4 separate regions of the Homo sapiens genome follow, and regions 1, 2 and 4 are each linked to region 3. Evidence: chromatin contacts called from ENCODE Hi-C or POLR2A ChIA-PET data. All regions are on one chromosome and are shown on one strand. The core of a region is the stretch at or near the end of the contact, and the rest is flanking DNA. Distances in the headings are between cores, read along the strand shown.

Region 1 (5,993 bases), core at 2,406-4,905, 1.1 Mb after region 3:
CCCAGCCTGTTTCTTATTTTCACAAGATTGACATTTTTCTGAGGAGTTCAGATCAGTTGTTTTACAGTGTCCTTCAATGTGTATGTTTCTGATTGTCTCATGATAAGATTCAGATTAAATGTTTCTGGCGGGAGTACCACGTAGTTGATGTGCTCTTTTCAGTGCATCACACTGAGAGGCACATGGTATCAGTTTGTTCCCTTATTGCTGATGTCTGGTTTGACATCATTTAGGTAAATAGTGGTCACAGATTTTTCCATTGTAGCCTTCCTGCTTTGTAATAAATAAGTACTCTGTGAGTAATACTTTGAGACTGTGAAACCCTGTTCCTCAGTAATCTTTCATCCAGCAGCATTAATGTCCATTGATGATTTTTTTAAAAAATGGATTGCTTTTAAAATTTTGTGACCTCTTTGTGCAAGGATGTCATTCAAATTTTAGTTCACATGTTGCCAAAGCTGACACTAGAATTATTTTCAGAAGTTTAATTGGTTGATATTATTTTGTGAATTGTGTGCTTTTCTTGCTGATTTATAAGTACACCTACATCATGATTATTATTTATTACATTTAATGAACCATTGGTTATTAGGTACAAGACATGGTTCTGAAATCCTTATAATTGTATGAACCACAGGTATCTTCCCCCTCCCCTCATTTTATAGGAGAAAATGATGCTTAGATTAATCCTGAGTTTTGTATTTTGCAAATACTTGTCCCAATTTGTTGTACAGTTTTGTGTGTGTATGTGTGTGTGTGTGTGTGTGTGTTTTAAGAGACGAGATCTTGCTTTGTTACCCAGTATTCACAGGTGTGATTATAGCACCCTCCAGCTTCAGCCTTTAACTCCTGGGCTCGAGGTCCTCCCACCTCAGCCTCTGGAGGAGCTGGGACTACAGGCGTGCGCCACTGTGCCCAGCTATTCTTAATCTAGCCTATGTTGCCGAACCAAAGCTTTACATTTTCCATAGTATATCTGTCAGTTTATTCTTTTATAGTTTCTGGCTTTAGTGTCCTATTCAGAAGCATTAACATTTAATTTATTAGGAATGAGGTTTGTTCACTTGCCTTTCAGTAAGTAAGATTGCCAGATTTCACTTAAAATAGCTGTGTGCCAAATATTGTATGATATACTAAACAGTGATATGTAATTTATCTGAAATTTGGCATCTTGCATTGTTATGTGGTAACTTTATCAGTAAGACTTTCCCTGACCACTTAATTTAAAATCACAACCCACATCTCAGTACTGCCTGCTTTTTGTTTTCTCCATAGCACTGCACGTACACTGTATATTTTACTTTTTTGTTTAGTGTCTATATCTCACCACTAGAATGTAAGATCCATGAAGTCAGGCTTTTTATTTTAACTTTTAAATGGAGGCTTAACATACATATAGGAAAATACCCATATGAAACTGTACTGCTTAACGAATTGTCTTAGGAGGGCAAAGATTTTTTTATTCTAAGTTTTTCTCAATGCTTAAAATAGGTGATCAGCAAATATTTGTTGATTGAGTCAATGGTATAACCTATGAGAGAGGCATTCATGTTACTTTTTCCCAAATAGCTAGCCAGAGAATTTATTGATTATATTTTGTTTGGTTATTATTGCTTTGAAAGCGTATTTTTTCTCCCCTCTCCCTACTTTCTCCCTCACGTAATTTTTATTTATTTTATTTATTTATTTTTTGAGACGGAGTCTTGCTCTGTCACCCAGGCTGGAGTGCAATGGCGCAATCTCTGCTCACTGCAACCTCCGCCTCCTGGGTTCAAGCTATTTTCCTGCCTCAGCCTCCCGAGTAGCTGGGATTACAGGCTCATGCCACCATGCCCGGATAATTTTTTGTATTTTTATTAGAGACAGGGTTTCACCATGTTGGCCAGGCTGATCTCCAACTCCTGACCTCGTGATTCACCCACCTCGGTCGCCAAAAGTGCTGGGATTACAGGTGTGAGCCACCGTGCCGGCCTCCCTCAACCTCACATAATTTTTAATGAATATGAATAGCATAATTATTTAACTATTCTCCTACTATTAAACATTTGTTTGTGTTTTGAAGACATTTTTAATTTAAAAATTTACGTATCCTTGTGCATTAAAAATTAGTCCTCATTTCAGATTGTTTTCATAGGATGATTTCCTAAAAGAGGAATTACTAGGTCAAAGGATATGATCCTCTCTAAGCCCCTTCTCGTTTAGACAGAACACTCACTGACAGTCAGTAGACCTCTCTGCTGAAGAAGGCACACACAAGGACTGTTGATATCATGCCCTTGGTTCACTGCTTCTAAGAACAATTTACCACCATCTGCTAGCAGAGTAGGTGGTCATTACTTTGTATCTTCCTTGACATCAGCTCCTTGCAGCATTGTATGATTGAAACATCTTGAATTTGTATTCCAGTTCTCCTTATACCAGCTGCAAGACTATGGACAAGCCATTCAACAGGGTCTTCAGTTTTCTGTATAAAGTGAGGGTAACAGAGCCTACAGCATTGGCAGCGTGTACTACCTGTGATATAATCTCAGGAAATGATAGCTACCACCCTGAGGCAGGTGACCGTGCTTCTCAAAACCTGCCCAGTCAGTGGTCCAGACCATTTTGGTAGATGCACGGGTGACCACTTCACCTTGGCTAAGAAATACTTGTAGGGCAAATGAGGGCCAGAACCTGAATTTATAGGACAGGATTCCCACCTTTCTGTTGTGTCCACAGGTAGGTAGGGAAAAGAGCAGTATCATAATCCCTTTCAAACAGGAAATTTATTTGAACACCTTCTCAGCTTAGGCTGCCCTCATCTTTCCTTGCATGACATATTCATGATACGTGCGTTTCTATCACCTTTGCTAAAAGAAATAGATACTGCATTACGCTTTTCTCATATGAGTCAGCTCTTTTCAGAATTGCTTCTAACCACAGAGAACTCCTTACAGCTCTCTGAGTGTTGTTTGTGCACCTAGAATACAAATTGACATGTATAAACTACCCTCATGTGGACATTACATTCACCTCCTTGCTGCCAAGAAGAGAAGGTGGAAGTCTCTTTTCCTTTCTGGTGTTCTCATTCCCCAGAAAGGAGAATCCATTCAGCTAGTATCAGTGCCTCTGTGGGGGGAGGTTCTTCTCAAACAACACCAAAGCAGCGTGGATAGGAGCACTCAGGGGCGCAGCGGGGTGAGGGGGGCAGAAGGTGAAATATCTCTACCGTCTTATGTTTTATTTAAACCATTCTCACAATTTAAAAAAATGCTATTCTGCAATATGTCCATTTTACTTTAATATTAATTTGTTTTAAATTGCCAGATTAATTATTTAATTTTTCCTCCCTGATCTCTGGTAAAATCCATGCCCTAAGAAGTTAAGCCGTGGTTCTTCAGTGGCTTGTAGTAATTGCAAGCCCAGGGCTGTTCGGAAGCAGAGAGAAGTAGCTGTATTAGCTGTTCTCTCCTGAAGAAATATCACTGGAGGTATAGAATAGCTAAAACACCTTCCTTGTCTTCAGAGAACTAGCTTGGGTACATGTGACCAGAGGACAGGCACAGAGGCTTAGATCGTATATTTGCTAGGTACCAAGTAGAGTTACATCATAACATTTTGAAACTTGTGTGAATTCAAATGTACTTGATGTGGCTAATTATTTTTTAGGGTGTGAGACTGGTTTTGCTTGTCACTTCACTCAGCAAAAGTATTTATCCTTATCCCAGTGAGTTGGAGATGAAATGGGAGATGTAGATTCTGCCCCTTCCTTGTGAATATCAACTTTCACACTCTTCTTGTAGCAAGCTTCCTGCTGGTTATAAACCATGTGTGTTCACACATGTGTGTACATGTGTGTTTAATAACATGGTGCTCACATGCAAGCCATCGTCTTCCTCTGATGTCCTAGAGGAGAAACAGTAGTGTGTTCTGACCCTGGAGGAAAAACCAGCTGTGTTGGCTTCACTGAGAGACGCATGTTCTCCAGTGTGAAGAAAGAAGTTTCAAGGGTAATTTTAACTAAAGGCAAAGTTCAGCTTTAGCGTCCCCACCCCTTGCCCCATGCGTGAATACTCTGTTGTGACTCCAGTCTTAGATGCTTTCCCTGAAGCCAACTGTGGAAAGCATCTCAGTTCAAAGATAAGAAAACAGTTGCCCAGAGAGGCATGTGGCCTTCCAGTAGTAGAGCTGTCTACCCCAGAGTGTACACACTCATTCCATTGTGCCTTCTGCTCATATGATGTTTGTTAACTCTTTTAAATCCTGAACCAGTCAAAACCACATTTTTTAAAAATAATCTAAACAGCATTTAGCTAAGGCCTCTAGAGAGCTGAGTGCAAGGTGTGCCTGTGCTCTTTCCAGAAACGGCAGTGATTTATGCCTGCACTCTGGCTTGAGTTGTGACAGAACAGGCTCCAATGGGTGTGTGTTTAGTGCCTTGTCTGTGATTTTCAGGATACATTCAGGTAGCTGCTTCCTAATGCATTCCCCAAAGAGTGTGCTTGTGGGCAGAGCATGTGCTGGGGAGGAGGGCCAGCTGTGAGCGGGGGAACAGATGACTCAGCATTCCAGCGGGCTGCCTGCCCAGGAACTCTCACCATGATGGCTTTAATAACATGGTGGCACATTGCCTGGTAACCTGAGGGTTGGTGGGGTTTGTTTCTACCTACTTTACCGAAAAGCCCTCTATCAGCTGTTGGCCAACCACATCAGGGTGGGGTAAGATATAAACTTGGCTCTGCAAGCTGACTTTCTTTTCTATTTTTCATGCCTCTGCCTACATTTTAACATTCATTCTCTTTTTCTTTCTGTTTTTTTTTTTTTTTTTTTTTTTTTGGACAGTCTTGCTTTGTCCCAGGCTGGAGTGCAGTGGCGCAATCAAGTGATCCTCCCACCTCAGCGTCCCAAGTAGCTGGGACTATAGGCGCACACCACCACTCCAGACTAATTATTATTATTATTATTATTATTATTATTGTTTTTTTGTTTGTTTTTTGTTTTTTTTTGTAAAGATGGGGTTTTACTGTTTTGCCCAGGCTGGTCTCTAACTCCTGGGCAGGCTCAAATAATCCAAAAGTGTTAAGATACAGACGTGAGCCACTGCACCCAACCTGCTCGCTTTTCTCTTCTCATTTATATACTATGTAAAGGTGGAAGCTGGATAGTTGACTTCCATATCATGTCCTCAAGGGAATTAGTTACTGAACAGATGGTCTTTTTTATATTAGTTAAAATTATTTTGTTTGCAATTCAGACCTCTGGACTATTTCCCTGGGTGCCTCATAGCAGAAGAATCTGTAGCCATGGACCTCCTTGCCACAGATTTGATTTTGGTGGAACAGATCTGGATGTATGTAGCCTTAGAAGCAAGCTAGGCTTTTTCTTTTCTGTTGGTAAAGGCCTCTAACTGCTGCCCTAAGCTGACATAGGGCACAGGGTACTATCTGTGAGCTCACTGGAAAAATGGGGTTTGTGGAGCTTTATAGCTGGGTTCCATGAAAGCTGCTTTCAGGTACTTTTTTTTTCCTCCATCAAAATCTTAGCATATGCAAAGGCAGTAGAAGCAAATTTATTCATTGGACATGCTTTAAAATGAGACTTTACTTATGTTAGAGGTATTAGATGTAGCACTTTAGAATTAGAATCTAAAGGGTGGTAATATTTTTTTCTAGGGAAAGAAATGTAGAGAGTACTTTATAAAATCCACAAGTGTAGGCAGGCTTGGTGGCACGTGCCTATAGCCCTGGCTGCTCGGGAGGGTTGCTTGAGTCCAGGAGTTTGAGGCTCCAGTGAGCTATGGTCACACCTGTGAATAGCCACTGCACTCCAGCCTGGGTAACATAGTGAGACCCTGTCTTAAAAAAACAAAACAAAACAAAAAAAGTAAAAGATAAAGTTTACAGAAACCATTCTAGCCTGGGCACAGCAGCTCATGCCTGTAATCCCAGCACTTTGGGAGGCTGAGGCAGGAGAATTCCTTAAGCCCAGGAGTTCAAGACCAGCCCTGGCAATGT
Region 2 (5,753 bases), core at 847-3,346, 1.4 Mb before region 3:
AGTAGCCAAAGAAGAGGGTGTACGTGTAGTTTATTTCCTGTAACTTTCTTTTCCTACAACTCAACTGTAGTTTGGGGCAAGGTTTTCAATGGGATAGGTTGAGAGTTAACCCTATGACCTAGAGTTGTTGGTGGCAAGTTCTGAAAGTCTTGGTGTTTAACAAGTTCCTCAGGTGATTTTGATGCACAGACATCTTCTGTGAAATATTCAGAATGGTTTTGGCATGTGTTAGAATTTCTTGCGGGCTTCTCAATGTCTAGCACAGGGCTTTAGGGTTCCCAGTAAGTTATTTTGAGATGGGATGTTTTGTTCACTGATGTAGCCCCAGTGCAGTGCCTGGGACATAGTATGTGCTCAATAATAATTATTATTTTGCTTCAATCGAATGACTGTCCTCTTTGAAGAACTTTATAAAGAGATCACTCATTATTTAAACACAGACAAAGGTAAAGAGAAGCTTGGTTCACAGAGATCATGAAGTTGATGATGATGATGATAGACAGTTACTGAACTAGAATGATTCTGGGGCCCCAATTCTTTACCTCTCTTTGTGTTCACACCCTTACTATAAAAATTTGCAATTACTTCAACAAAAGGGAGGGTATGCTTTCCCAATTCTTGACTTTGGGCTCAACTTCGTGACTTGCTTTGGCCAATGGGATATTAGCAGATATGACATGGGATAGATTTGAAATGCACTTATGTGGTTGGGCATACCCTCTAGTGACTAACATCATCACCGTGAGAAGCACTTTCCCTTCAGCCTGAGTCCCAGAATAATCACAGAGTCATCCTATCCTGCAGCAAAGTAGATGCTTATTCACTGCATGCCACTAAGATTGTGTGGGTGTTTGTTATGCAGCACTGACCAACTCATGATGGTGATGGCAGTGACTTTAATAAATATATCCACCTCCATTTTTACAGAGTAAGTTTTAGTAACACAGAGGAGACACAAACTACAAGGGTCCTGGGTTGTGAGGTCTGACTTGGCTTAAATCCAGGCTCTACAACTTACTGTGAGATTAGGACTCGTCATCCCAATGTCCTCATCTCTAAAATAAGAATAGTGTTTATCTTACAATGTAGTGATGAAGAATACATGAGACGATGCCTATTGGGTGCCTGATGCAGAGTAAGCACTCAACAAAACCAGAAGGCAGGGAGGGAGGGAGGGAAAAAAGGAAGGAGGGAGGGAAGGGGGGGAAAAGCAAAGGGGGAGGGAGGTAAAAAAGGAAGAAGGGAGGGAGGAAGAAAGGGAGGGCCAACAAGAGAAAAGGGGAGGGGAGGGGAGTGGAGGGGAGGGGAAGAGAGGGGAGGAAAGGGGAGGGGAAGGGAGGGGAGGAAAGGGGAGGGGAAGGGAGGGGAGGGGAAGGGGAGGGGATGGGAGGAAAGGGGAGGGGAGGGGATGGGAGGAGAGGGGATGGGAGGAGAGGGGAGGGGAGGTGATGGGAGGAGAGGGGAGGGGAGGGGAGGGGACGGGAGGGGAGGAGCGGGGAGGGGAGGAGCGGGGAGGAGAGGGGAGGGGAGGAACGTGGAGGGGAGGAGCGGGGAGGAGCGTGGAGGGGAGGAGCGGGGAGAGGAGAGGAGAGGAGAGGAGAGGGGAGAGGAGAGGGGAGAGGAGAGGAGAGAGGAGAGGGGAGGGGAGGGAAGGGCAGAGGAGGGGAAAGAGGGGAGAAAAGAAAACATTTTTATGCAAACAGAAAGTTCACCTGCAATTGAGGGCAAAAGTTCACAGCTCACACTTCACCTCCTCTCAGCTCTGTTCACCCAGCCTAGACTCTAAGAAGAATGCCATGCCTTTCTCCCTGCGCCTCCCGAGGCACCCAGCATTTCCAGGAGTCCCACGCCAGGTGTTTCATGCTTTCACAAGGCTCTCTTCCTTTAAAACCTGTTGCCACAGGAATAGAGCTTCCGTACTCACAGTACTGGCAAAAGACCGGCAGAAAGAATAAAGAGGGGAGAAATCCACCCTCCTGTATTCTCGCTGGGAAATTACCCTTAGCCTTTGATATATTAAAATTGAAGAGCTGTAAATGCCGGTTGCCATGGCGACGTTTTGCATGCCATCCTGCGATTGGTGGCGTAAGTTCACTTTCCTTGGGGTGTTGCAGCCTAATTAGCTGTTATTTTTGTCAGTGTGGAGGAACAGCCCACACTTGCGGTTTTTGGCGGTGATTGCAGCCCCTGCAGACTCAGTTAATTTTCACAGACTACAAAGAGAGAAATGACTGGGCCCCAGTCAAATTTATAGTCTCGGAAAAGTTGCCAATGTTTAACTAAGAGTCAGAGAAAATGTTAGAGTACTCCTCAACTACTCTGGCAATTTCGGGGTCTCTAGCAATCGCAAAACTTATTGGGGTTGGATTGGGGATAAAATAAGCAGTAGGGCCCGGCACAGTGGCTCACGCCTGTAATCCCAGCATTTTGGGAGGCTGAGGTGGGCGGATCACAAGGTCAGGAGTTCGAGATCAGCCTGACCAACATGATGAAACCCTGTCTCTACTAAAAATACAAAGATTAGCCAGGCATGGTGGTGAGCGCCTGTAGTCCCAGCTATTCAGGAGGCTGAGGCAAGAGAATCACTTGAACCCGGGAGGCGGAGGCTGCAGTGAGCTGAGATCACACCACTGCGCTCCAGCCTGGGCAATAGAATGAGACTCTGTACCAAAACAAATAAATAAAATAAAATAAGCAGTAGTTAACCCAACCCCAGACTCAGTCCTTTGTTCCTGGTTCCAGCTACCTCTGCCTCTCCCGCCAGACATGCGAGCACTTGTGAGTCTGTCCTCGCTGGAATGTTTAGCGTTGCACCGCCATCTCCTAGATGTGGGTACTACACACTAACAGTATTCAAGCAAGGCTAGCAGGGACATGTGAACGCCATTTATTTGATCCACTTCTCTATCTCCACACCCAAAGATGACATAATTATGCCAGCCCACTTGGTAGATCCAGCCAATTCCCTAAAGACCTCCAGGAAAGGAATTCCATGTTGCCACAAGCCTGAAAACCAGAAAGCTGTCTTGCTGCAATTCAAACCAATTTGTTTGCAATTTTGATTATTAAATGGTCTGAAGTTAACTTTGTATTATAATATGAATTGTTCAACTCAAATTCTTTCTCAATTTTTTTTTAAACTATCTACCATGTGTTTTTGAGAACTGAAGGATTCCTTCTCTCTAGGAAAGAGAGAAGCAGATTTTGCTTTGCTAATAATTTGGGTTTCATTTTTATGACTAAGCTAAGCCCTTCCTGAGGGACTGGTAGTGGGGAGAAATTGACGTGTGTGTGTGCGTGTGTGTGTGTTGAGGGCTCAAGAACATAAAGGATATGGAAGAAACTTGAGGTTAATTTAAAAAGAGGGGAAAAGTAGAAAAAACACTGGATAAAGGCCCTAGATGCCTTGAACCTAATCCCAAAAAGCTGTCTTCAGAGGTATAATGGGCACTGTAAAATCCCTCTTTATCACTCTGCTTCTCTGTGTACCCTTCTTTTGTTTGAAGCGTTTACCCACGTTGTGGCAGAAGCTTAAAACTTTCTTTCCTAGAAGCTTTTGCAGAGAGGGCAGAGGCGTGTGGCCTAGGGTCCACCATTCAGTCATATCTGTGTGAGACTTTTCCTCTAGTTCCCACACAGAATCTATCCCAGAGAGAGGAGCAGTAGGAATGTCCAGCTTCCAGAGATAACAAAGGCAGAGATCCCTGCAATAGCATCCCATACCCAGTGCTGGTTCCCAGAATGCAGTTCCTGGCCCAAGATATCAGTAGTGGGAATTCCACCAGCACAGGGCTTCAGCGATGTCCCTGAATCCACGGCCTCTAAGCCAGGTTTCTCTGGAGATTCTCTGAGTGTCTGCAACAAATATCCTTTAGTAAGAATCTATATGTGTGTGTGTGTGTGTGTGTGTACAAGCATACATGTGTGTGTGTATGAGAGAGAATAGAGAGATTACCAGTGGTTATGGTTTTAAGTAGATGAAACCAGCCCAAGGAGTTCCCTAGAAAGAGAATACACATCAGTTCCCTCATGACCCAGGGTTCCAGCTCTTATCCAAGAGACCACGTTTGGGATTATTTTTGACTTCATAACCAACCAAGTGTTATTCTGCCACCATGACTCAAACTAACAGTTAAACTGAATTTGATGAAGGCTTGCTTCTTGGGGATAAGGATTTTCTGGCATTCCTGGAACTTGAGTTTAGCCTTGAGTTGGGTTCAATTATATGCTCCTTGTCCCAGACTTGATGACTTGACTGATTGGACCCAAGGCTCTCCCAGCACCCTGCATGTCTGTCTGTGTCTATCAGCTCTTGCATAAGGCAGATTCTGTTGATGTGTATGGTGCAAGAGGGATGGAATAATGCACTTGATGGGAATGCCCCGCCATCATACTTTGCCCATTGTGAGTAACTTGAGCGTAGACAACTTTCAGCTTCAGAGGAGAGCTGCTCATGTGTGTCAGCCACACACAGGCACAGAGACAGAACACACCCTTCTGCTGTCTTCCAACTGAGATCTAAGATGCAGCAGATGACTTGGCAGAAATGGAACTTGGGTCTTCTTTTTTCTTTTTTTTTTTTTTTTTTTTGAGATGGAGTTTCGCTCTTGTTGCCCTGGCTGGAGTACAATGGCACAATCTCGCTCACTGCAACCTCTGCCTCCCAGGTTCAAGCGATTCTCTTGCCTCAGCCTCTTGAGTAGCTGGGGTTACAGGTGCCCACCACCACTATGCCCAGCTAATTTTTGTATTTTTAGTACAGATGGGGTTTCACCATGTTGGCCAGGCTGGTCTCGAACTCCTGAGCTCAGGTGATCCACCTGCCTCAACCTCGCGAAGTGCTGGGATTACAGGCATGAGCCACCGTACCCGGCCTGGGACTTGGGTCTTCTTAAAGCATCAGTAACACTGGACAAGGTCATAGCCGATAGTGGTAATAGGCTCTGTGGTAGCCCAAAGGGAAGCTGTAAGCAACTCATTTCCTCATTAAACTAGCAAGTGATTACTGTTGCTGCCAGCTAAGAACACTAACTGATGCAGAAGGGCTTAGCTGCCTATTTTTGTAAATAAAGTTTTATTGAAACACATGCTCATTCATTTGCATTGTGTGTATAGCTGCTTTTGCATGACAACGAAAGAGTAGTTGCTCCAGGAGCCTAAAATATTCACTTTCAGGCTCTGTATTAGTCCATTTTGCATTGCTATAAAGGAATACCTGAGGCTGGGCAATTTATAAAGAAAAGAGGTGTATTCAGCTCATGGTTCTGCAGGCTGTACAAGAAGCCTGGCACCAGCCTCTGCTTCTGGTGAGGCCTCAGGAAGCTTTTACCATGCAGGAAGGCAAAGAGGGAACAGGCAAGTCATACGGTGAGACAGAGAGCAAGAGAGGGAGAGGAGGGGTGCCATGCTCTTTTTAACAATCAGATCTTTCATGAACTAATAGAGTTAGAACTCACTCAATGCAGGGACTACACCACGCCATTCATGAGGGACCCCTATGACCAAAACACCTCCCACTAGGTCCCACCTACAACACTGGGGATCGCATTTCAAAACGAGGAGACAAATATCCAAACTACAACAGGCTCTTTACAGAGAAAGTTTGTTGACCCCTGGTCTAGGGCATTGCCACTCAAAGTGTGGTCCCAAGCATAGCAACGGCAGCATGTAGAAGCTTATCAGAAGCGCAATGGGTCACACTCCATCCCAGATGTACTGAATCAGAATCTCTTTGGGGAGTAGGGGGTGAGAAG
Region 3 (6,008 bases), core at 2,940-5,439:
CCTTCTTCAGCACTATGCTAGAGGCAAAGAGATCTTAGCTATTACAGGATCTCCCACCCCATCTTGCCTTCCTGCTATCCTACAACAGCCTTTCTCAAATTCTACTTTGAACTCCTTGCTAATTCCTAAAAACTGCTTAGAGGCACAAAGGGGAACCCCACCACCTATCAACAGGTTTAAGGAAAGTACCAAATGTCTTTCAGGAAACTTCCCAAACATTAATGAATCATTTACATGCTGCTTCACACTTTACTACGTCTGATGCCTTCCCCCTTGGAATTTTATTTTATTTCGAGACAGAGTTTCACTCTGTTGCCCAGGCTAGAGTGCAGTGCTGCAATCTCGGCTCACTGCAACCTCCACCTCCCGGGTTCAAGCGATTCTCCTGCCTCAGCCTTTCGACTAGCTGGGATTACAGGTGTTCACCACCATGCCCACCTAATTTTTCTATTTTAGTAGAGGCAGGGTTTCACCATGTTGGCCAGGCTGGTTTTGAACTCCTGACCTCAAGTGCTCCACCCGCCTCAGCCTCCAAAAGTGCTGGGATTACAGGCATGAGCCACCACACCAAGCCTCCCCTTAGGAATTTTATTACTTATTTACTTATTCATTAAGATGGAATCTCACTCTGTCGCCCAGGCTAGAGTGCAGTGGTGCGATCTCGGCTCATTGTAACCTCCACCTTCCAGTTCAAGCGATTCTCCTGCCTCAGCCTACCAAGTAGCTGGTATTAACCCCCCTTGGATTTTTTTTTTCTTTTTTTTGACGGAGTCTCGTTCTGTTGCCCAGGCTGGAGTGCAGTGGCACGATCTCGGCTCACCGCAACCTCTTCCTCCTGGGTTCAAGCGATTCTCCTGCCTCAGATTCCTGAGTAGCTGGGATTTCAGGTGTGCACCACCACGTCCAGCTAATTTTGTAGTTTTAGTAGACACAGGGTTTCACCATGTTGGTTTGGCCAGGCTGGTCTCGAACTCCTGACCTCAAGTGATCCACCTGCCTCGGCCTCCCAAAGTGCTGGGATTACAGGCGTGAGCCACTGCGCCTGGCCCCCCTCGGAATTTTATTTGGCCCTAACCACTCTGTGACGTTTCTGGACAGGAACTAATCACCTCAGCTTACAGAGAAACCGAAGCACAAACTGATGAGGTACTGGTGTTGCCTAAATGGCTTTGATCAAGGTATTTAAACTAGTTGGTTCTCAATTTCCCAAATTTTCCATAAAGAAAAAAGAGAGGGCATTGAAATAATAATCCTTAAAGTCCTATTTGGGAACAACATTTAGGGAAATAGGTTTGTCATTGGGTAAAACCTTAAAAACATTTAAAATGTTTTTCTTGTTCTTTTTAAATTCAATTTGTTTTCCTTGTAGCTTTGGACTATGGCTGAGCAGATAACTCAATTTAACTTCCTTAGGTCCTTCCATGATCATTTATTAATTCAAACCACTGAACCTAATACAGGTAGAAGATTGGTTTCTGGGGAGAAACTCCTTTAATAACAGCTTGGTTAGTTGAAAAGCTGAATTGCATGTAAAGTAGCTACTTAAATAGCACACAAAAAAGTCTTTCGGTTTTCATACATGTGAAGACTATAATTTGGACAAGGGAAAAACTGAAAGTTACTTGTACTCTCTAAAGTTTTCCCAGCAAAGAAACAGGAATACAATTAATAGAGGATACATACTTAAAATATATCTTAAGAGAAAATTTATGTATTTTGATTCATAATTGTCTCCTAAGGCCTGGTATACTTTGCTTAGGCTCCTAGTCTTTAGAAAGCAGCAATAAAATTACATTTCTTTTAAAAGTATTTGTAATTCAGACTTTTATTAGCCTTCCACTTAATACGACTGTTTTGTTTTTAAAAATTTTTTTAATAGAGACAAGTGTCACACCATGTTGCTCAGGCTGGTTTTAAACACCAAGCCTCAAGGGGTCCTCCTGTCTCAGCCTCCCAAAGTGCTGGGATTACGACATGAGTCACCATGCCCCGCCCATTTTCAATCACTACATTTACTTGTTGTGACTAGTTACAGCTTTGGACTTGAAAGAATGCCAAGCTAAGTCAAACAAAATGTGTCTGCTTGGTAAAAAGGAATCTAAAAGAAAAATATACATATAAAGAAAATGTGGTCAAGCTCGTTGGCTCAGCCCTGTAATCCTAAAGAGGCCGAGGCGGGAGGATCACTTGAGGCTAGGAGTTCGAGACCAGCCTGGCCAACATGGCAATATCCCGTCTCTACTAAAAACACAAAAATTAGCCAGGCATGGTGGTGGGCGCCTGTAATCCTAGCTACTCAGGAGGCTGAGGCATGAGAATCGGTTGAACCCGGGAGGTGGAGGCTGCAGTGAGCCAAGATCCTGCCACTGCACTCCAGCCTGGGCAATGAAGCAAGACTTTGTCTCAAAAAAAAAAAAAAAAAAAGTAAAAAGGAAATGTGTCTGCATTCTTTGATGTTTTCTGGCTAAAAACTATTTTTTAAAAAAAGCAATTAGAAACCTACAATTACCTTGTTTCTTAAGATTTTTAGTTAATATGGCTTGTGTTGAAACATACTCAACTGAAATAAAATGGGGAAAAAACACCTCTGAAGAGTAGCGTATTTGTTTGGTACTTTGAAAAAAGCCAAAACGCTAGAAACGGGTTTTTCATCTATTCTAATCTCCACTTGGAAAATACTACCTATACACAGACATAATGAAGATTTTTTTCTTTTTCTTTCTTTTCTAAATAGTGATAGGGTTTCACCGTTTCCCAGTCTAGTCTCAAATTTGTAGGCTCAAGAGATCCTCCCTCCGTAGCCTCTCAAAGTATTGGGAATACAGGCCTGAGCCACTGCGCCCAGCCCACAGTCAAGATTTAGTCAGCAGTAATAAATACCTACGCAGGGAGAGGATGTGTGCTTGTCATCTGCCTTCTGGAAAATTAAATACAGGCACAAAGGATTCTTCAGCTACATGTCTGATCCTGCCCTCCACAATACCCGTCTACAGGGATGTTTACAGGGATGTGTTAATCCCCACGTAATGGGGATTGCCTATTGAAATAACCTCCCAGTAAGGATTTTTTTGGGCAAAATATTCTCGTTTGGCAATTTCGACTTACTGATTCTTTTGCAAAGTCAACTTGTTTCTGGGCAAACTTTAAAAATAAACTCCTAAGGTAGCATTTAGCTAGCAGCTAGCACATCCTAAATCGTGTCTAGATTTAACTTACACAATATGTGCTTTGCTTTTTTCCTAATTTGCAACAGAAAATAGTAATCAGCTGGTAGTTTCAGAAATCACCCTTTTGCTGAGTCTTAAATTTTTTTTTATTCCAGGGAAACGTGAAGATTGTGGGGCGCTATTTTTTTTTTTAAAGCAAACCACACAGCATATCTGGCCACCTAAAACACAAAGTGTTTGAAACTAACCGTAAGATTTCCTTTCTGCTCGCCCAACCTGTCACTGGAAACGCAGTATTCATTTGTAACCAGCTTTGGAGCAGGGCTTTTAAAAATAACGTTTTCTTGCTAAAGTCCCCAAAAATCTCTTGATTCTTGGTGGCAATGTCCAGTTGAGTCTTTGCACACACTGTATTTTTGCCAACTGGGTCGCAACTTTGCGAGAACTCCGGGGGACCTCGTAGGAAGCCAGGTTGGCAGTTATTTTTTTCTCCACTTGCCACTAGGTTGCACTAGATTTAGGATGCTGGGGAATATGCGCCATTTAATTTTTAAAAATAAAGTAGGACCATCACGTGACGAGACCCGAGAGAGGAAAAAAAAAAAGCCGAAGGGACAGGGTTTTTCATTGAAATCCCGTTCAAATCGCCTTCCCTCCAAAGCCTGAAAGAGCTGAATTCTATTAAATCCTGGTTGGCAGGTTTTTTCCTCGGGTCCACGTCACGAGCTCATTCTCCGCTTCAAGGTTCCTTTCGACTCCACAACGTGAAGCCAGGGGGAAGGCCTCCTTAAACTGGGGGTTTTCGCCAAAAAAGCCAGGGTCACCCCCCGGGAAAGTCCCTATTTAGGGGTTTATCGGGAGGGGACTGAGCCTGACGAGGCTGCAGGGCCGCGAGGCCCCGCCCCCCCCGGGGTTCCCAGCATGCCCCGCGCGGACAGGACGCGGCGGCGGAGGCGGGGCGAGGAAGGGGCGGGGCGAAGAGGAGAGAAGGGCGTCGGTTTTGCGACAGGGGCGGTGCGGTGCGGAAGCGGAAGTGAAGGGTGCGCTTGGCGGCGGCGGCGGGAGCTGCGGAGTCGGGAATCAAAACAAAGGGCCTGGGGGGGGCGGGGGGAAGGCGGCGGGGCCGGAATGTGAGCGGAGGTGGAGCCGGCGGCAGAGGTGAGTTTGCAGACAGTCCTGCGACCAGACCCCGGCAGGCTCTGCTCCGAGGCCAGCGGGGCGGGACGGAGGACAGTGTCCCCTCTTTCCCCGCCTATTGCTGGTGGGATGGTGGTGGAGAGGGGAGGTTAGCTAACTGGGACGCGCCAGTTGGGCCCCCCACGAAAGAGTTGGCTTGTCTCCCTTTCGGGTCCATTCACTACTGTCACTGTTGGCGCCGCTGTTCCCCTTCGAGGGCATTTGGCTCCCCGCCCGCCCCTGTCTGACCCCTGGTGGGGCCCTCCAGGAGTGAAGTGCACAGCTGGAAGGTTAAGAGAGAAGGAAAGGGGCGGGTGTTTTTGCAACACACTCCCCCCTCCCCGGCCGTTTTGCATTCTCCTCGGCCTTTTAGCAACACATAGGGTGTAGTCTCAGGGTTGACAATGTCTAGGGCTTCAGCCACTCTCACTAGTAGTTGTAACGCGACCTCGTGATACACCTTTTAGAGTTTCTCAAGCACCTTTCCGGTATTACCAAGAGCTGTCCAATTGCATTTGTGTCTTTTGGACTTCTCTGAGCGGTAAATATTCTTCTCTTTTGCATATCGGTGTATTGAAACCTAAACTGTTTTCCTATTTATTAAGCTTTATTCGTTCAACAGTTATTTATTAAAATATGCCAGGCATTGTACTAAGGACAGGAGTTGGAATAGTGGATAAGAAAACATAGTCTCTGCTGTCATGGAGTTTATAGCCTAATGGGGGAGAAAGATAATAAAATAAGCTAAAAAGGCCGTTTTGGACAGAAGAGCTATGGGGGAGAAAACGGTAATGGGATGGGGTGGTGTGGGGTCAAAGACTAGATTGGGTGCTAAGGAAACAACATTTGCTAAATGTTCCCCGTGGATTACCTCATGTAATCCAAACAACGGCCTTGTAAGGTGGTTTCTATTATTATCACACCCATTTTAGAGATGGGATCTGAGGTTCAGAGAGGTTGTGAGTTGTCCAAAGCTGCACCGCAGTCAAATTGGAGACCAAAATGCAGACAGTCGACAGAGCCTATGCTCTCCTCATTGAATTGGTCAAAAGACTTGAAGAGAGTGACAGAAAGGAGACTGTCGCTCAAGTCAAACAGAACCTGCTTTTGGCTACCTAAGTTGCTTCGTGGATGGTATTTGGGAAGTTTTCAGGGTGCAGGCACCTGAAAGTTTTTACTTTTAATCGCTTGTATTGAGCAGTATTGAAGGCACCTTGATGTAGTGGAAAGGGGTGAACAAGCCTAATCTTGTGTCAGGCTCGCTACAAAACTTCATTAAGTTTCTTTTTCTCTCTCTGCAAAAATGTAGCTAATTTCTCCCCTGTCTATTTCACAGGATTATTGCAAAAATTATATAAGAGGATCCCACCGTCTGGGTTTTTTTCATCATTATATTCCTTGTGCCAAGCACAGGCCTGCTGCATAGTAGATACTAAGTAAATATTTGCTGAATGAAGACATAAGTAATGTTAAGTGAAAATACTTTATAAACTAGATTATACTGTGAATGTTAGCTCACTTTCAGGATTTGGCTTTGAAGAAGTTTGAGAGAATGTTTAAGTTATGAACACTGTGAATATCACAGATTCTTACGATTTTGAGAGGAGTTTTTTGGGGGACATAAAACCTGTATCTAATAGGAAAGACAAGAATCGTAATTTACTA
Region 4 (5,890 bases), core at 1,134-3,633, 1.0 Mb after region 3:
CCTCTTCAGTAAAAGCAGCATAATATTAAAGAAAATTTTAGAAGACAAGTGATGAGGAAATCCCCCCACCTCAAAAAACCTGCGTATTTTTGTTTGCAAATTACCTATCAGTTCTAATGAAGTCTCTTTTTAAAGCGAAATCCTTCTCAACAAATGCTTGATCAGTTTGGATTTACTTCTAATGAGCCAAAATCAATACCTTTTCTTTTGTTTTTATAGGTTCCAAAGAAAACTAATTTATCAGACTTTGAGCTGGAAGTAAGTATTTATATTGTATGCAGCAGCTCTGTGGGGGACCCAGGATTTAAAGACTAAATATAATCTCTTAGTTCTCATTTCCTTTTTGAAATTCTGCGGTTCTCAGTGATTTGACTACATGAAGTTCCCCCTACTTTCTTAAGTTGAATACTCACTTAATTTTCTTTTGTTATTGTTTTTTAACAGATGCTTTAAGGCTTCTTAAAATAATTATCACTTTGGTGCATCTGTTAAGCTATGGATTGGTAGTGTTTTTGTCCTTTGGGGTATACAATAAATATTTGGTTTTCAGACCTAGGAAATACTCAGATGAATGCTTTTGGTAAAGCAAGAGTTCTTAACTTAGGGTGAGACTATGGATGGGTTTCAGGAGGTCTGTGAATCCCCTGAAATAACATCCAGACTTTTGTGTGTGTATTTTTCCAAGGATGTTTCCCTTGGTTTCCTTGTGTTTGCAGGTGGGTCTTCAACTCAGAAATTGAACATTGACATAGACAGGTGGACATTTCCATTTGACTTTGGGGACCTTGTTCTTCTGTTGGAATCTACCAGTGACATGTATACTGGGAATATACTTTGAACACAACAGGAAAGGGCTGTTTAGTTTGCCCACACTCCTTTCCTGTCATGTCGTCCTTGCAGCCTACTCCACCTGCATTCCAGATCCCTCTCCTCCTTGGCTGATGCAAGCTGTTAATACCATGCAAAACTACAGCAGAGCTGGCCATCTAAAACCTCCTCTTTATATGCCCTGTGCAATCTAAAAAGACTCAGGCCGGGCGCGGTGGCTCACTCCTGTAATCCTGGTACTTTGGGAGGCCGAGGTGGGCAGATCACCTGAGGTCAGGAGTTCAAGACCAGCCTGGCCAACATGGTGAAACCCCGTCTCTACTACAAATACAAAATTTAGCCGGACATGGTGGCACATGCCTGTAATCCCAGCTACTTGGGAGGCAAAGGCAGGAGCATCTCTTGAACCCTGGAGGCAGAGGTGCAGTGAGCCAAGATTGCGGCTTGGCACTCCAGCCTGAGTGGCAGAGTGAGACTCCATCTCAAAAAAATAAATAAATAAATAAAATAAAAAGACTTTCACAATTTCAGTTAGGAAACATTTTTATATTTGGAAGCAAGATTTGACTCTGTGGTAATGAGTTGACTGTATTTTGAGATGTAGGACATTTTAGAAAGTGCCTAAGTCCTGGTCAGGCGCAGTGGCTCACACCTGTAATCCCAATACTTTGGGAGGCCCAGGCGGGAGGATCACGAGGTCAGGACATCGAGACCATCCTGGCTAACACGGTGAAACCCCGTTTCTACTAAAAATACAAAAAATTAGCTGGGTGTGGTGGCAGGTGCCTATAGTCCCAGCTACTTGGGAAGCTGAGGCAGGAGAATGGCGTGAACCAGGGAGGTGGAGCTTGCAGTGAGCCGAGATCGCGCCACTGCCCTCCAGCCTGGGCGACAGAGAGAGACTCTTGTCTCAAAAAAAAAAAAAAAAATAGAAAATACCTAAGTCCTAAAAAAAATTAATTTGAAGTCAAATCCACGTTTATGTGTTTAAGAGCAAGGGTAAGGAAACATTTAGCAGCTGAAACGTTATAAAATAAATGTGCTGTAAAGTCTCCATTGTAGTGATAATTATTTTGTAGTTAATAAAACTTACTTAATTAGTAGCTGGATAGTTGCTTATAAAATACTTTGGGATTTAGCTGTCATTGACTCATCTACTGATACTATGTTTTTCTTTTCTTTAGGTATCCGAAAGGCATTCATGTTGAGACTTTAGAAACTGAAAAGGTAACCCCAAGAATTATCTAGGGCTAACATTAAACACATCCATTGTTACACTGTTAGGGGTTTCTTTTTTTTTTCTTTTTTTTTTTCCCTCAGGGTCTTTCTCTGATTACCCAGGCTGGAGTGCAGTGGTTAGTCACGGCTCACTGCAGCCTTGACTTCCTGGGCTCAGGTGATCCTCCTACATCAGCCTCCCAAGCTGGGACTACAGGCTCGTGCCACCATGCTTGGCTAATTTTTTATATTTTTAGTAGAGACAGGGTTTCGCCCTGTTGCCCAGGCTAGTCTTGAACTCCTGGGCTCAAACAATTTGCCCGCCTCGGCCTCGCAGAGTGCTGGATTACAGGCCTGAGCTACCATGCTCAATCCTTAGTGTGCTGAAAGTCAGAATTTGTATCTTGTCTGTGCTTGTTATGAGCTAGGTAACCTAGGGTAAGTCATTTGATCTCTTTAAGCCTAATTTTCTTCTGTACATTGGGACTGAGCATGATAACGGTGATCTATACTTTCTCATAGCCTTTTTATGGTGATACCGTGGGTAAGTGGAAGTGATGCCTTGTAAACTTGAAAGTATACAAATATTAGTTTGTATTCTTACTATGGCAGAAAGCTATAATGGTACATGTGAAGAAATGGCTTCATGTTGCGTGGGCAGACAAAATTAAATTTTAGAATTTGGGTCGTAAGCACAGCTATTGTCCTGAGTACACAGGGTACACTGATAGAATTGTGATGGGAAGTGGGTGGCTAGTGGTGGGTTCCTTCTGCAGTTTTTCAATTTTATAATTTGTTGTTGCTGTTAAGTCAGGTATAAAATTAGAGATTAAATAAAGTAGAAAAATAATCTTGGTAGATAATTTATCTTTAGTGGACACAAAATATATGAGAAAGAAAGTACTAGTTATCTGACACTTTGGCAGAAAATCCAGAGTTTTTTCTTATGGTAATACAACATATATATGTAAGTTTTGTTAATGTTAATACAACATATACATTTTACTTTAAAACTCTTCAGAAGTCAATGTTCAAATGCAATATAACTTTTTTAGTATTTGTCATAGGAAATGTCTTATTCTCACAGTCTGTTGATATTTTTAACTGATGTCTGTTGGGTTGAATTAGTAAACCGTAGGAAAATGTCATGGAAACACAGAGACAAAATTTGGTTTGTAATGCATTAGCTCAACTTATGTTGGCATTTCAAAGTATTTTCTGTTGTATTTGGCTCATGAAAGACTACAGTGGCTGGGCATGGTGGCTCAGGCCTGTAATCCCAGCACTTTGGGAGGCTGAGATGAGCAGGTCATTTGAGCCCAGGAGTTTGAGACCAGCCTGGACAACATGGTGAAACTCCGTCTCTACTAAAAATATAAAAAGAAATTAGCCAGGCATAGTGGTACATGCCTGTAGTCCCAGCTACTCAGGAGGCTGAGGTGAGAGGATCATCTGAACCCAGAAATTTGAGGCTGCAGTGAGCTGTGATCATGCCACTGCACTCCAGCCTGAGCAATGGGAGTGATAACCTGTCACACATACAAAAAAAGTGTGCGGTTACAAAAATTACAACTTCTGGCTGGGTGTGGTGGCTCATGCCTGTAATCCCAGCACTTTGGGATGCCAAGGTGGGCAGATCACTTGAGGTCAGGAGTTTGAGACCAGCCTGGGCAACATGGTGAAACCCTGTCTCTACTACAAATACAAAAATTAGCTGGGCGTATTGGTGCGCACCTGTAATCTTGGCTACTCTGGAGGCTGAGGCAGGAGAATCACTTGAATCTGGGAGGCAGAGTTTGCAGTGAGCTGAGGTTGTGCCACTGCACTCCAGCTTGGGTGACAGAGTGAGACTGTCTCAAAAAAAAAATTCTAATGGCAGCAGAAATCTGAATTTTTTGGATTAAGTTGTCTCTAGAAAATTGTATATATCTGTGGCCAGGACCGTGGCTCACACCTGTAATCCCAGCACTTTGGGAGACTGAGGCGGGTGGATCACCTGAGGTGGGGAGTTTGAGACCAGCCTGACCAACATGGAGAAACTCCGTCTCTACTAAAAATACAAAAATTAGCCGGGTGTGGTGGCACAAGCCTGTAATCCCAGCTACTCGGGAGGCTAAGGTAAGATAATCGCTTGAACCCAGGAGGCGGAGTTTGCAGTGAGCTGAGATCATGCAATTGCACTCCAGCCTGAGCAACAAGAGCGAAACTCTGTCTCAAAAAAAAAGAAAAAGAAAAGAAAATTGTATATCTGCTTTATGTCTTTTAGAAGGAGCGATATATAGTTATCAGCAAAGTAGATGAAGAAGAACGCAAAAGAAGAGAGCAGCAGAAACATGCCAAAGAACAGGTAATTGGGCTATGTTAATTCTTGGGGGGTGAGAAATGGCAACATAAATATTGATTTATTCCTGTCTATTTCAGATCATATGTTGGATTCAATTTAATGAATAGTTTTCTTTCATAGAACAATGGAATTGGCAGAAAAACCTGGACTAGAATAAGGGGAAGTTAGATTTAAGCATGAGACGTAGCTAGCAAAGTGAGTCTGACGTCACTGATGACCAGTGTCTACTTAAACCAGTCCTGAAGAAAGTACTCTTGATTCTCATTTAGCTTGTGTCACTGAGTGTCACTATCCTTTAATACTGCAACGTCTAACTTCATGTATAGTTACTAGTTTTCCTTAAACCAAGTTCAGAGCACATGATCTGACAGATGAGGATGACATGCTTAGGTTGTACTGTTGGAACATCACCCTGCTTGCTGTGTGAAGAATGGTTTCGAGTGAGTAAGACTGGAGGCAGGAGACTAGTTAAGCTGTGGAGTAACCTAGCTAGGAGATGTTGGTGACCTGGCGTAGGATAGTGAGTAGCAGTGTAGATGGAATCTGGAGATACTTGGAAGGTAGAATCCATGGAATTTATGACTGAATGTGGGTGGTGGAGGAGGAAGGGGGAAGGAGGAAGATGCTCATGCCAGACATTTGCACAACGGGGTAGACTGCACTCCATTCACTTGGAGGGGTTGGCTGGAGTGACATCGGTTGGGGGAAAAGGTGGAGGAGAGAGGAGTGGGTTTGCATGTGGATGAATGTCATGCTCATATGTACATTAGGCAGGGTCACTCCTAATTGACTTAACCACAATGACCCACTTTGGGAGACAGCATATTACCTACACAGGGAAAGATTAGCAAGAGGTGCTGCCTGTGGTCCCTGTCCCACATACTAAAAAGGACAACGCAGAAACAAAAGGTGCCAGTTAGAGGCCAGGTGTGATGGCTCATGACTGTAATCGCAGCACTACTTTAGGAGGCTGAGGTGGGAGGATCACTTTGAGCTCAGTAGTTTGAGACCAGTCTGAGCAACATAGCGAAACCCCATCTCTACAAAAAATACAAAAAAAATTATCCAGGTGTGGTGACGTGCGCCTGTAGTCCTAGCTACTTGGGAGGCTGATGCTGGAGAATTGCTTGACCCCGGGAGGTGGAGGTTGCAGTTGCAGTGAGTTGAGATTATGCCACTGTACTCTAGCTTGGGTGACAGAGTGAGACCTTGTCTTAAAAAAAAAAGATACGAGATGATTGCAGCATGTGTTTTGTGATGTGGCTTCACTGAGGATGAGTTCTAGGCTGCAGCTCAGGGCTTTGATACTCTGCAGCTCTCTTCTGAGAGGGCGAGGCAGAGAGCCCCACACCTCCTCAGAACCCAGGAGGCAATGAGGAACTGTTTCATGACAGCCTCCCAGGAGTGACAGGGAAGGGGGTGGGAGCTGGCCTCATAGCAGCTCCTTAGAAGCCTCTGCCTCCCACCCTTCCCTCCTGATGTGTTGTGCCAAGACGCAGA

The links. Hi-C counts contacts between places; a loop is a spot of excess contacts on that map. ChIA-PET counts read pairs that join two places held with the same protein, here RNA polymerase II (POLR2A). Pooled maps may share reads with other maps.
Region 1: a loop to region 3 is called in a pooled map, with 5 times the contacts of the local background. The contact joins the enhancer-like site here to the promoter of MARF1 in region 3. A Hi-C loop is called at or near these places in 1 of 37 single-sample maps with no recorded cell type and 2 of 50 pooled maps. POLR2A ChIA-PET finds 5 or more read pairs at or near these places in 1 of 52 experiments (activated CD8-positive, alpha-beta memory T cell).
Region 2: a pooled map shows a loop between it and region 3 (7-fold over the local background). The contact joins the enhancer-like site here to the promoter of MARF1 in region 3. A Hi-C loop is called at or near these places in 1 of 37 single-sample maps with no recorded cell type and 2 of 50 pooled maps. POLR2A ChIA-PET finds 5 or more read pairs at or near these places in 1 of 52 experiments (activated B cell).
Region 4: a pooled map shows a loop between it and region 3 (3-fold over the local background). The contact joins the enhancer-like site here to the promoter of MARF1 in region 3. A Hi-C loop is called at or near these places in 2 of 50 pooled maps. POLR2A ChIA-PET finds 5 or more read pairs at or near these places in 2 of 52 experiments (GM12878 and OCI-LY7).

The regions. Positions count from the first base shown.
Region 1 is chr16:14,500,258-14,506,250 of GRCh38, reverse strand. The region is part of intron 21 of PARN (poly(A)-specific ribonuclease); the gene reads left to right. Among named protein-coding and RNA genes, the nearest start is that of LINC03107, 75 kb to the right of the region's middle. RefSeq lists enhancers at 4,385-4,679, 4,405-4,699. Within about 2 kb of position 3,655, at least 32 of the 41 ENCODE cell types and tissues checked have a DNase peak (open chromatin) inside an H3K27ac peak, as active enhancers do.
Region 2 is chr16:17,067,379-17,073,131 of GRCh38, reverse strand. No RefSeq gene overlaps it. Among named protein-coding and RNA genes, the nearest start is that of XYLT1, 400 kb to the left of the region's middle. RefSeq lists an enhancer at 1,727-2,046. Within about 2 kb of position 2,096, at least 10 of the 41 ENCODE cell types and tissues checked have a DNase peak (open chromatin) inside an H3K27ac peak, as active enhancers do.
Region 3 is chr16:15,641,335-15,647,342 of GRCh38, reverse strand. MARF1 (meiosis regulator and mRNA stability factor 1) reads left to right here and starts at 4,189. Exons shown (of 27, transcript NM_014647.4): 1 at 4,189-4,325. It overlaps MIR484 (microRNA 484), which reads right to left and starts at 4,049; the gene lies at 3,971-4,049. It also overlaps a transcript of NDE1 not described here.
Region 4 is chr16:14,602,649-14,608,538 of GRCh38, reverse strand. It overlaps PARN (poly(A)-specific ribonuclease), which reads left to right. Exons shown (of 24, transcript NM_002582.4): 9 at 220-258; 10 at 2,013-2,055; 11 at 4,313-4,393. Among named protein-coding and RNA genes, the nearest start is that of PARN, 25 kb to the left of the region's middle. Within about 2 kb of position 2,383, at least 3 of the 41 ENCODE cell types and tissues checked have a DNase peak (open chromatin) inside an H3K27ac peak, as active enhancers do; they include GM12878 and OCI-LY7, where a contact is called at or near this core.